Regions from separate parts of the Homo sapiens genome. Here region 2 is linked to region 1. A link is a loop called in an ENCODE intact Hi-C map of the cell type or tissue named here. Cell type or tissue: mesothelial cell of epicardium. All regions are shown on one strand. Each heading gives the region's core, and the rest is flanking DNA. Links, peaks and the distances in the headings are about the cores only. Region 1 holds the start of LOC124904069 (a long non-coding RNA gene). Region 2 overlaps RBFOX3 (RNA binding fox-1 homolog 3).

Evidence for each region. Peaks named below come from ENCODE experiments on the same cell type or tissue, not always from the same donor. Only the 100,000 strongest peaks of a DNase experiment are listed, where the experiment ranks them.
Region 2: it touches region 1 in a loop (19-fold over the local background); 2 of 110 quality-filtered maps call a loop at or near these places.

What each region holds. Positions count from the first base shown.
Region 1 is chr17:79,180,289-79,185,654 of GRCh38, reverse strand. The region is part of intron 4 of RBFOX3 (RNA binding fox-1 homolog 3); the gene reads left to right. It overlaps LOC124904069 (a long non-coding RNA gene), which reads right to left and starts at 2,386. Exons shown (of 2, transcript XR_007065925.1): 1 at 1,963-2,386; 2 at 1-129. RefSeq lists an enhancer at 1,498-2,378. In mesothelial cell of epicardium, for the core only: no CTCF peak of the experiment used is centred there; a DNase peak (open chromatin) is centred at 2,118.
Region 2 is chr17:79,232,659-79,238,024 of GRCh38, reverse strand. RBFOX3 (RNA binding fox-1 homolog 3) reads left to right here. Exons shown (of 15, transcript NM_001350451.2): 4 at 2,220-2,259. Among named protein-coding and RNA genes, the nearest start is that of ENGASE, 160 kb to the right of the region's middle. In mesothelial cell of epicardium, for the core only: no CTCF peak of the experiment used is centred there; no DNase peak of the experiment used is centred there.

The DNA.
Region 1 (5,366 bases), core at 98-5,097:
TGGATCTGGAGCCTGGGTTTCGGCTGAATGCTATGTGGCTGTCCCGAATTCCTGAGCATCCTCCAGGGAAGGTGCAGCAGGGCAGTGGTGACGGACAGGTGCCCAGAGAAGACAAAAGAGGGATGGCTTCTGGAACAAGCAAGAACAACCTGACTCAGGAGGGAGGCAGCAAGGGCCACTCCAGGGCACCACGCTCACGAGGAGCCCTTCTGCGAGGCTCAGGTGGCAAATGCTACAACCCACCTCATCTTCCTGGCCCAGGCATGCCCGGCCCTTGCGCTGGGACCCCCACCACTGTCCTAGGCTGGGAAACCAAGTTACTGACAGCAGGGAGGGCCTCATCAAGTCCATAGCCAAGACCCTGTGGAGACAGACCAGCCCCCTATCCTTGTCCTGTGCCAGCACCACCCCAGAGGGAACACAGAGCAGGATTGCAGGTCAGACCACACGGCTAGATGGCCAGCTCGCCTGCCTCGTCTCTCCCCTGAGCCTTCTCTCTTCCCCTGTCTGCCTCCCTCCCGGACTCCACATCCCAGCTCCTCTACGAAGAAGATGAACAAGGGGCACCTGAGAGAATGGTCCCAGGTGCCTGCACCTACCTGCCTTGTTCAAATGGAGCCTCCTAAACTGGGCGTGGAGAGGCCACCCTTCTCTCCCTCCCTTCCTTGTTCCCTCTTCCTCAATGGCCCTCAGGCCACGTGTCCTGCAGTGGGTGCAACAGGGATCTCAGACAACATCTGACCCATCTCTCGGGCTGGATGTGGAAACCAAGGCCCCAAGGGGACAATCGACCTTCCTGAGATCACACAGCAAGTGAGGGTCCGACATGACTGCCGGGCCAGCCATCTCCCCACTGCCAGGCGGCCCCAGGCCTGCCTCCCTCCAGCTCAGGGCTCACTGTCTGCAGTGAGAGGAGGGGAGTCACAAGTGCCCTAAGGTAGGACAGGTGCGTTCAGAATGGGTACTGGGTGCCTGGGATCTGCCCCTTTCCTGGAAGGCGTGAGGTTAGGCATGAGCCACTGGCTCTGCCTCTGACAGTGGCCACTGGCAGCCCATCCCTCTTGCAGCCAAGCTCACCTGTGGCTTATCCTGGTAAACTGAGACTGATCCACGGGGCCTCTGGTGAGTGTGGACTCGGGGCAGGCCAGTGGGTGTGTGTGTGGCCGCTGAAGCTGCAGGTGTGTGCACAGTCACAGTGGTGGAACAAGGGGCACTGCCGAGACCTCTGCCACATGCTGAATGGGGCAAGGAGGTGGGGACCTATGCACGCCTGTCCCGTGGGAGCGAAACACGTCAAGTCCAGTGTGTCTGGGTACAGGGAGGGGAGGATGCATTGTGGCCGGTGCCCGTGTCCCCCACCCCCATCTAAGTAGCCACAAGACCAGGTGCCTGTGGCAGGAGGCTGGGATGTATGATGGGGTCTGGGGGCCAGCAGGAGGGCAGGAGACGCTCCTGGAGGCTCTGGTTGGATTTCCAAGCCCTGGGCAGCCAGAGAAGCCTTCCCCAGCGCGGAAGCCTCTGCGTAGATGCCCTCGGATTACATCACCGACATCCCCGCCACTGAGCCGGCCTCCCTTAGGAAAGGCGCTTCTCTGAACGCGAAACAGGACGAGGCGCCTTCCGGTCGGTCGGCCGCAGAGCCGGCGGAGCGGCTCCTCCTCTCCGCAGCGGCCGGAGAACGGAGCGGGGGCAAAGGGAGATTCCAGACCCCCCAGGCCAGGAGCAAGTGCTGGCAACGGGGGGGAGGAGGGGCGCGCAGGGGCCCGAGCGTGGGAGGGCGCGAGGGAGGGCTGCCCCGGTGCCGGCGGGCGAGGGGTTAAGTGTGGGATCAGCTGTTGTGCCGTCGCTCCGGATTCTCTTCCCTCCGCGCGGGGCTCCGTTTGATGTTGGAGTACGCCAGGGACTCCCCCTCCCACCGCTACACACGCGCGCACACGCGCGCACTCACACACGCACACGCACCACTCTTTGCAGACAGGGCTCCGGAGGCTCCAAAGTGACTGACTCCTGCTCTCGCCCGCTCGCCCGATCTCTCGCGCACAGACTCTCTGGCCGTATTCTCGCGCGCGCTCTCTCCAGCCTCCCCGCCCGGGCAGGGGGAACACCGGGCAGAGGCGCGCCGCTCTCCTTTCGATGCCTCCCTCTTAAAGAGCGCCACGAGGGGGAGGGGAGGCCCAGAGGAGGAGGAGGAGAGAGACCGGGAGGGCGCCCGGGAGGCAGGGCGCGCGCACACTCCGAGGGACGCAGCGAGCGCAGAGCCGCCGCCGGGCGCCCCCCTGCCGCCCCATGCTGTGCTCCATGGCGAACTCGGGCTGCCTCCTGCTGTCCAACTCCGGCAGCATGCTCCCGCACTCCGTGCCCTGCCCGCCCGCCTTCCTCTACCTCCAACAGGTAAGCGGCCCCCCGCCCGGCCCCGGCCCCCGGCCCGGCGCACGTGCGCCCCGCGCTGCCGCCCACGCCCCGCACTTGGCCGCCTCTGCGCCGCCGCCGCCACCGGTGGCCCCCGCTGCGCTCCCCGCGTCATGGCGCCGGGGCTGGGGTAGGGGGAACTGCGCCCCTGCGCGGCGGCCGAGCGCGGGGGCGCCCAGGGCGCGCGCGGCGCGAGGCGGGGGGGCCGGAGTTTGGGGCGTCGCTCGCAACTTTTCCGAAGGCGCGGGAGGGGGCGGCGGGCGGAGTCTCCGGGGAAGCCCGAGGGGAGGGGGCGGGGGTTCTCGGCGCCCGGGTCACTTTGGGGAACTTCGCGCCGGGCCGCTGGGGACTCGGGGCGGGGAGCGGGGCATCCTCCCTGGCAGCGTCGGGAAAGCCGGGGGGCGCGCAGAGGTGGCGGCGGGGGCGCCGAGCTCTGCTGCAGCGCAGACCGCGCGCCGGGCCTCCGGGGAGGCGGGGGAGGTGGGCCACCCGCCTGGCGAGGGAGGCCCCAGGAGCTCTGGCCGGGGAGGGGGCTGGGGCCAGACTTTTGCAATCTTGGGGGCTGCGCAGGAAGCTCCGGCTGGCGAGTTGGGGTTGGGTGGGGGCAGGAAAGTCGGCGACTCTGAGCCACCAGATCCCCAGGATGCCCCGTGGGGAGGTGCGCACAGAGCATCAGCAGCCGCCTGCCCGCCGGCCGGCCGGGGCGTTGGGGGAGGGGACGGGGGTCCTGCGCTGCCACCCAATGCGGAATTAGTGCAGTCCCAGGCCTGCACTGGGGACAGAGGGGGACTCCCTCGTCTCCCCCAGGCCCCTCGGCCTCTGTGGGCCGCAGTTCCCGGCGCCAGCCTGGCCCGGGCTTCAATACCCTGGCCTCACCCACCCTGGCTGCCCACATCTCTGGGCCTGTCTCTTCCTCCTGGCGCTGTGGCGTCTGCCTTGTTTTCGGTTCCCACCCTCACCCTCTGCTTGGGCCTGCAGGGGTGGGGGCGGCTGCTGGAGGAGCCTGGTGGGATTGTGAGCACTTCAGGCTCATCCTGGGGCCTGCAGGGCCCAGTGAGAGGGGTTCCCATAGGACGCGTTCTGCACCCCGTGTTGGGGGCTTCGAGACTGGAGAGAGAGAGAGTACAGGGTGCCCACCCCAAGGAACTTGGCCAGGCCAGGCCAAGAGTCTCCATGAAGATGTCTCCCCACCCCCGCTTCCATGCACACGTTGGAGGAGAAATGGAGAAGAGTGATTGTGTGTTTGTGTGTGTGTGTGTGTGTGTGTGTGTGTGTGTGTGTGTTTCTTGGAGACAATGAGAGACTCCAGGGGTCTGGGCCTTTGGGTGATGGGTTCTTACCCGTTTGTGCCCCTTGGCCCTCCAAGGAGCTATAGAAGGTGGTTTAAGGTGGAGCAATGGACAGAGAAGGCAAAGATGGGACCTTCCGAGCTGGCCCAGGGCAGCTAGCCCCTGGGCACTTGGGTCAGCCCGTTACAAGGGCCCATGCATGAGGGACTGCCAAACGTAGCAGCCGCAGAGGGACAGGGGAACTGTGTGATGGTCAGGAGCAGAGGCTGGTCCAGGAGCAGAGGGTGGCCAGCAGTGGCAGAGGGTGGCCGGCAGTGGCAGAGGGTGGCCGGCAGTGGCCTGCAGCCCAGGGCCCTTGATCTTTGGTGCCATCTTCCCAGGACCACCTGTGACATCTGGGGACTCCTGGACACAGCCCAGGAGCCACTGGGGAGCCCCCAAACTGACAGGCAGGAAGTCATCCAATCCCAGGCCATGGCCATTGCCCTAAATTCCCAGTTGACACTGAATCACAGGGAGTCAGGATAGGCCTCCGAGGTCAGGTTCCCAGCCCCTCCCGGTTTTCCATGAGCATAGGACTGACTTGGGAATCTCTGGGGTGGCCAGGTCAGGTTATTGGGGACAGATCTGCTGTACAGCCACCCAGGCATGGCAGGAATGTCCCAGGCAGCAGGAAGCGTAGCTCTGGGTTTCTGCAGATAGAGTGTAGGATTTAGAGTAAGGGTCCTGGTCTGGAGACCAATCCATGGTTTATTGATTCTGTTGTCTTAGTTATCACCACTCTGAACCTCAGTGTCTTCCTTGAATGACATAGTCCTCACTGGCTGAATGTGAGGGCTGAGTTAAGATGAAGTAGAGGCAAGCCTCCGAAAAATGGCAGCCACACATTTGGCGCTGTCTCGGTAGAATTAGACCAGCGCTCATAGTTGGGGTGAGTCCACCAACATGACCCACGGGGAAGACACCCCGATTTCTCCAGAGCTAGGTGAATGCATCCCTGACTTGTGGCATTTGGAGCTTTCTGTAGGGGCAGTGGGAAGGCAAAAAGATGTCCACGGAGCCATAGCCATCCCGAATTGTCCCTGGGAAAGCCAGAGCCTGCTGTTGCCCCGGGCTTTGAGCATTCACTTTCCTTCCCTCGCCCGCGGCTGTTCTGCTGGGGTGGTTGGCCATGTGTCTCGGTGGACTCCGGAAAGGTCTAGAATGCAGCCATTTCCTGGCTATTTGTGGGTGTATGTTTTTAGGTGAGCACACACAGCTGGGGCGGTCCAGAACCGTTAAGAAACAAATAACGACATTTAGTTTGGGAACCCGCTTATCCCAAACCACCTTTGGAATGAGCCAGAGCCTGCAGCAGCCCCCGGAGGTAAAGGCCACAGGAGGAGGGGCCTAGGGCCATACCCGGCCAGGCCTCTAGAAATGAGAGCCTGTGGTGCTCCAGCCTCCCAGGTGGGGGCTGCAGGTCCTCTGCGTGAGTGTTGGCACCATATGTAGGCTGTACATTCAATCTCAACAGCACATTTGATAACAAGAGCGGGAGCAAAAGACGTGAAATCAAGCAAGACAGGAGACGTAGTTTGAGGCACATTAAGATGCAGCATTTAAACAGGCTTTCTAAGCCTATAGTCTTTCACACTGGAAATTACCAACTAAAACCTCACCCAGCGG
Region 2 (5,366 bases), core at 74-5,073, 52 kb before region 1:
GCAGAGGTTGCAGGGAGCTGAGATTGCACCATTGCACTCCAGCCTGGGCAACAGAGCGAGAGTCTGTCTCAAAAATAGAAAAAAATCCCCCAAATTAACGAAGGCAGCAGTTGATGCAAGCCGCTCAGATGACACATTTCCTTTCGAAGTGACTCTCACTGGCAGTGCCTTCCAATCACACCTGCCCTTCTCAGCGTCATTTTGTGAGCTGTGTGTGGAGATGGCTCCACGGGCCAGAAGTTACCTTTGCCATTTTACTGGGGAGGAGAACAGGGGCTCCACAGGGCCACCTTGGAAATGGCCAGCCCAGTGCCCAGTTCAAGTTCAGCTGCTCCTTGGCCCATAGCCCTCCCTGATGCGGCTGGGAGGGGCCCGCCTATGAAGTACCCAATACTGCCACTGTGATCTGCACAAACTCCAGCAGGGAAGGCAGGCCCTGTGCATTTTGGTGTTCTGTGGCCACGTTCATTCTCGCCTCCCACAGGGCGGGGTACTTCTTTCCACCTGTGGGTGAGACAGGCAGATGGGGTAACCTGCTCTGGGGGACGGGCCAGCTGACTCAGTTACTGTGGCCACAGTCGCTTCACCAGCTGGGGCCTTGGTTTCTTTATCTGAAGAATGGGAAGAGTAAGAAGTGTACCTGCCTGCTAGAGCTGTTGGGAGGGCTGAATGAAGCAATGTACAGGCGGTGCCTGGCTCATAAACCATGCAAACTAAACGACCGCAGTAACCTTTTTACAGTGATGTGGATGAAGACGGTGGTGGTGATTTTTCTAGATCTGAAGAAAGAGGCCCAGTCTGACCGTCTTTCAATTCCAGAAGCTTTTCACTTGCTTTTATTTTTTGCACTAAGTTTTAAAAAATACGCACACATACACATATGCACAGGAGGCTGGGGGCAGGGAGTGGCATCTTAACAGGTATGGATATTCTTTTTGGAGCAACGAAAAGGTTCAGGCATCAGAGAGCAGCAGTGATTGACAGCAGTGTGAATGCACTCAATACCACTGAATTGTACATTTGAAAATGGTTAAAATTGTAAATTGTATATTATGTATATTTTACCACAATTAAAAAATGTGCAAGTCATGTACACAGAAAATTATGAAACATTACTAAAATAAAGGAAGGAAATCTAAGTTTGTTTAAAGCACACTATACACACACCCCTTTGTTTCTGAACTCCTCAATGACCTACTAAGAAAAGGAAGGTCTCCAGGCACTCGTGTGGAGTCCCAGGCCCCAGTGAGCTAGCTTTGTGACTTAGGCAGGAGTGGATACCCTGGCCCCGGGCCCTGGATTATAAAGTGAGTGAGTGGTGGTCCTTGCCAGTCTGTCCGTATCACTGAGCTGTTCCTGCTGCTGGTAGGTGCACCTGATTCACAATAACATACAACGATTGCCTCTATAATTATGTGTTTGGTGGGATTTAGAATTTGTTAAATAACTTTTCTTTAATAACATAAAATGAATGTGCAGGGCAAGGTGGGTGGATTGCCCGAGCTCAGGAGGTTGAGACCACCCTGGGCAACATGGCGAGACCCCCGTCTCTACTAAAAATACAAAAAATTAGCTGGGCGGGGTGGCACACACCTGTACTCCCAGCTACTAGGGCGGCTGAGGCACAAGAATCGCTCGAACCCAGGAGGCGGAGGTTGCAGTGAGCCAAGATCGCACCATTGCATTCCAGACAGAGCGAGACTCCATCTCCAAAAACAAATAAATAAATAAAATGAATGTGCATGCCATGACCACACTCAAAGTGACCCCCGCCCTACACCTGGAGGAGGAAGCAAATCCCCACGGCATGGCAGAGGAAACCCAGTGTGAAACTAAACGTCACCATCAACAAGCCACAAGGCCTGCGTTTGTGGACAACCTCAAACCAGGCTGGGGAGTGCTTGGAGTTTGAGGTGGGGGAAAAAAAGGAACATCCAGAGTCGCAGAGAAAATGAGTCTGAAACCTCTGGGTGGCCGGTCCACCGTGCCCTGTTTTGCTTTATCTCTGCCTGTTATCTAACCGCCGCCTCCCAGCCATGCTTGAGATGCAGACGGCAGCCAGAGGTTAACCCAGGCAGGTTTCCTTGGACTCCCAGGGAGATGATGCTTCCACCTCCAGACTTCCCTAGTCGATGAGCAAATAGCATCGCCAGCAACCAGATGCATGATGACAACATTGATTGTGATTCTCTCTCCTTTCTCTCTTTTTCTTTTCTTAGAGAGCCCAGAGTGCCTCGGGGAAAATTGGCTGAATAAAAGGTATAAAGACTTTCTCTATTTTTCCTGAATAGTTTTTGACAGATATGAGCATGTTGAACATCTTGGGAGCTGCTGATAATGAAAGCCAGGAGTTTCTGGGGTTTCCCAGCCACTGGAGGGAGGAAGAGTTTGGGGGCTGTGGAGGGAAGGCTTGGCGCCGTTTAGCACCTCTGTGTCGTGTTCTCTCTTGTCCCCCATGGATGAGCCCAAAATGTGCTGGGAAAGGCAGGACTGGGAGCCGGAGGGGCTGAAAGGGAAATGGATAAATGGGGTAAGGATGGAGGACGATTGTTTTTAGGCAATTCTGGCTGGCCTGAGAAGCAATGTCACTGCCTTCCTGATCCTTTCCCTCCCCCAACCCCAAGGTCCCCCACCCCAGGTGCTCCGCGCATGGCCACCCATTCCTCAGGCAGCCCCAGCTTGCTGGTCCAGGGTGGTCCAACTCATCTCCATGGCCTGGTCTCCTCGGGGAAGGGGCTTCGGATACCAGCTCAGTTCCCAGTGTTGACCCTCGCTGGGGGACTGGCTACTACTGCCTGAGCCCATTGGTCCATTGCTCTGTACCTCCAACCCCCATTACCCACCTGTGGCTGACCCCCTCCACAGATTCACTTGCAGAGTTTACTTTGGGGAGATTATTATACAAGTATGATGCTTCTGGACCTTCAATGGGGTTGTGTCCTGATAAACCCATCATAAGGTGAAAATATTGTAAGTCAAAAATAAATTTAATGGACCGGGCTTGGTGGCTCATGCTTGTAATCTCAACATTTTGGGAGGCCAAGGTGGGCAGATCACCTGAGGTCAGGAGTTCAAGACCAGCCTGGCCAACATGGCGAAACCCTATCTCTACTAAAAAATACAAAAATTAGCCGGGCATGGTGGCGGGTGCCTGTAGTCCCAGCTACTGGTAGGCCGAGGCAGGAGAATCACTTGAACCCGGGAGGCGGAGGTTGCATGAGCTGAGATCACACCACTGCACTCCAGCCTGGTCAACAGAGCAAGACTCCATCTCAAAAAAAAAAAAAAAAAAAAAAAAAAAAAGCACTTAATGCCCCCAATAAACCCAACAAACATAAAGTTGAAAAATTCAAAGTCAATCGTAAGTCAAACCTTCGTAAGTTGGAGATCATCTGTAATGTATATTTAGTGTGAACAAAATTAGAAAATGCAGCCATCGGCCCTCAGGTGGCCTCTCTTCGCTAGGTCCTGGGTTTTGGGTGGTGTGTGCACAAGGCCAGCGCTGCGTTTTTCAAAAATCAGGACCGGAAACTAGATCCGTCAGCGTATGAAGTCTTCTTCAGCCAAAACTAGAAAAGTTGGGCACTCTTTTTTGTACCGCGTTTGCCCTAAGCCCGCCCTTGGCTCAGAAGTGGGCACTGACCAGATGGCCTGGAGCTAGACCTGACATTAGAACTAGACCTGGGCTAGACCTGAGCCGGGTGCTTCCGTCCTAGAAGCAGGTCACCTCGGAGCCACTCAGGGCTGCGGGCAGAGGCAGCTCGGGCTCTGCTGCCGGCTCTCCGGCTTTCTAGCAGGAAGAGGACAAAGAGACAGAGCCCAGGGGGTCCCCTTCACATGGCCTCAGGCTTCCCACAGTGGGCCGTGTGTAACAGGGTCCCCCGTACCGAGTGGCTGCCTGTGTGTGTCAGGGTTAGATGCAGTTTTCCGTGGGAGTAGACAGGAAGGCCGCCGGGTGTTGGCCTCACAGGCGCCCGCAAGTGTTCACCACGAGGAGGGCAGCAGCCGTCACAGCCGCCTCCTGAGATGCCACCGCTGTAAACTGAATCTATTTTACAGGGAAGCATCGGAAGGAGCCCCCAGGTGAGTCACTTGTAGAATAAAGAATTCATTTGCCGGGCCGGGCGCGGTGGCTCACGCCTGTAATCCCAGCACTTTGGGAGGCCAAGGCGGGCGTATCACCTGAGGTCAGGAGTTCAAGACCAGCCTGGCCAATGTAGTGAAACCCCGTCTCTACTAAAAATACAAAAATTAGCCGGGCATGGTGACAGGCACCTATAATCCCAGCTACATGGGAGGCTGAGGCACGAGAATCACTTGAACCCGGGAGGCAGAGGTTGCAGTGAGCCGAGATTGCACCACTTACTCCAGCCTGGGCAACAGAGCAAAACTCCGTCTAAAAAAAAAAAAAGGAATCCATTTGCACTCTATGTAAGAATGCAGTCATTTGCCTGGTCCCGTAAACTTGGATTTTTGCACGTTGGTTTTTTAAATAGTTTTATTGAAGTACATTGGGGGTATGATAAACATCACAGAGAGTATGCAATTTGATAAGCTTTGATATATATGTATACCCATGACACCATCACCACAATCAAGATAATGGATGTATTCATCACCCCCAACCATTACATTGTGCCTCTTTGTAATCTCTTCCTCACACCCCACCCAATCCCCTCTTCCAAGGCAAGCACTGACTCTGCTTCTTGTCGCTGTAGAATATGTATATTTTCTGGAGTTTTATATAAATAGAATCGTAGCATCTGTGGTCATTTTTTGCTTGGCTTCTTTCACTCCTCATAGTTATTCAGAGGTTCCTCTGTGATGTTGGACATAGATATACTTTTCTCCTTGTTCTGGCCAAGTAGTATTCCACGCTGGGATTGAGCTACAAAGCGCTGACTCATTCATTCCTTGAAGGACATTTGGGCTGTTTCCAGTCTGGGGCTGTTACAAATAAAGCTGCTGTGAATATGTGTGTGCAAGTCTGTGCATGGACATATTCTTTGTTTTCTCTTGGGTGAAATGGCTGGATCTCAAGGTAAGTATATTTTAACGCCCTAAATAAGTGCCAAACGGTTTTCCAAAGTGGTTGCACGACTTTACATTCCCACCAGTCGTGGGTGAGAATTGCAGTTCTTCAGCCTCCGCAACCCTTGGTGTTGTCAGTCTTCATAACTTTAGCCATTTGACTAGGTATGTAGCGGTAGCTCACTGGGGTTTTAATCTATATTTCCCTAGTGACTAATGATGTTGAGAATCTATTCGTATGGTTATTTGGCATTTATTATGTCTTCTTTGCTAAAAAGTAAAGAGATTTTTTTTCGCCTATGCTTTCTTCTAGATCTTCTATAGTTTCAGGTTTT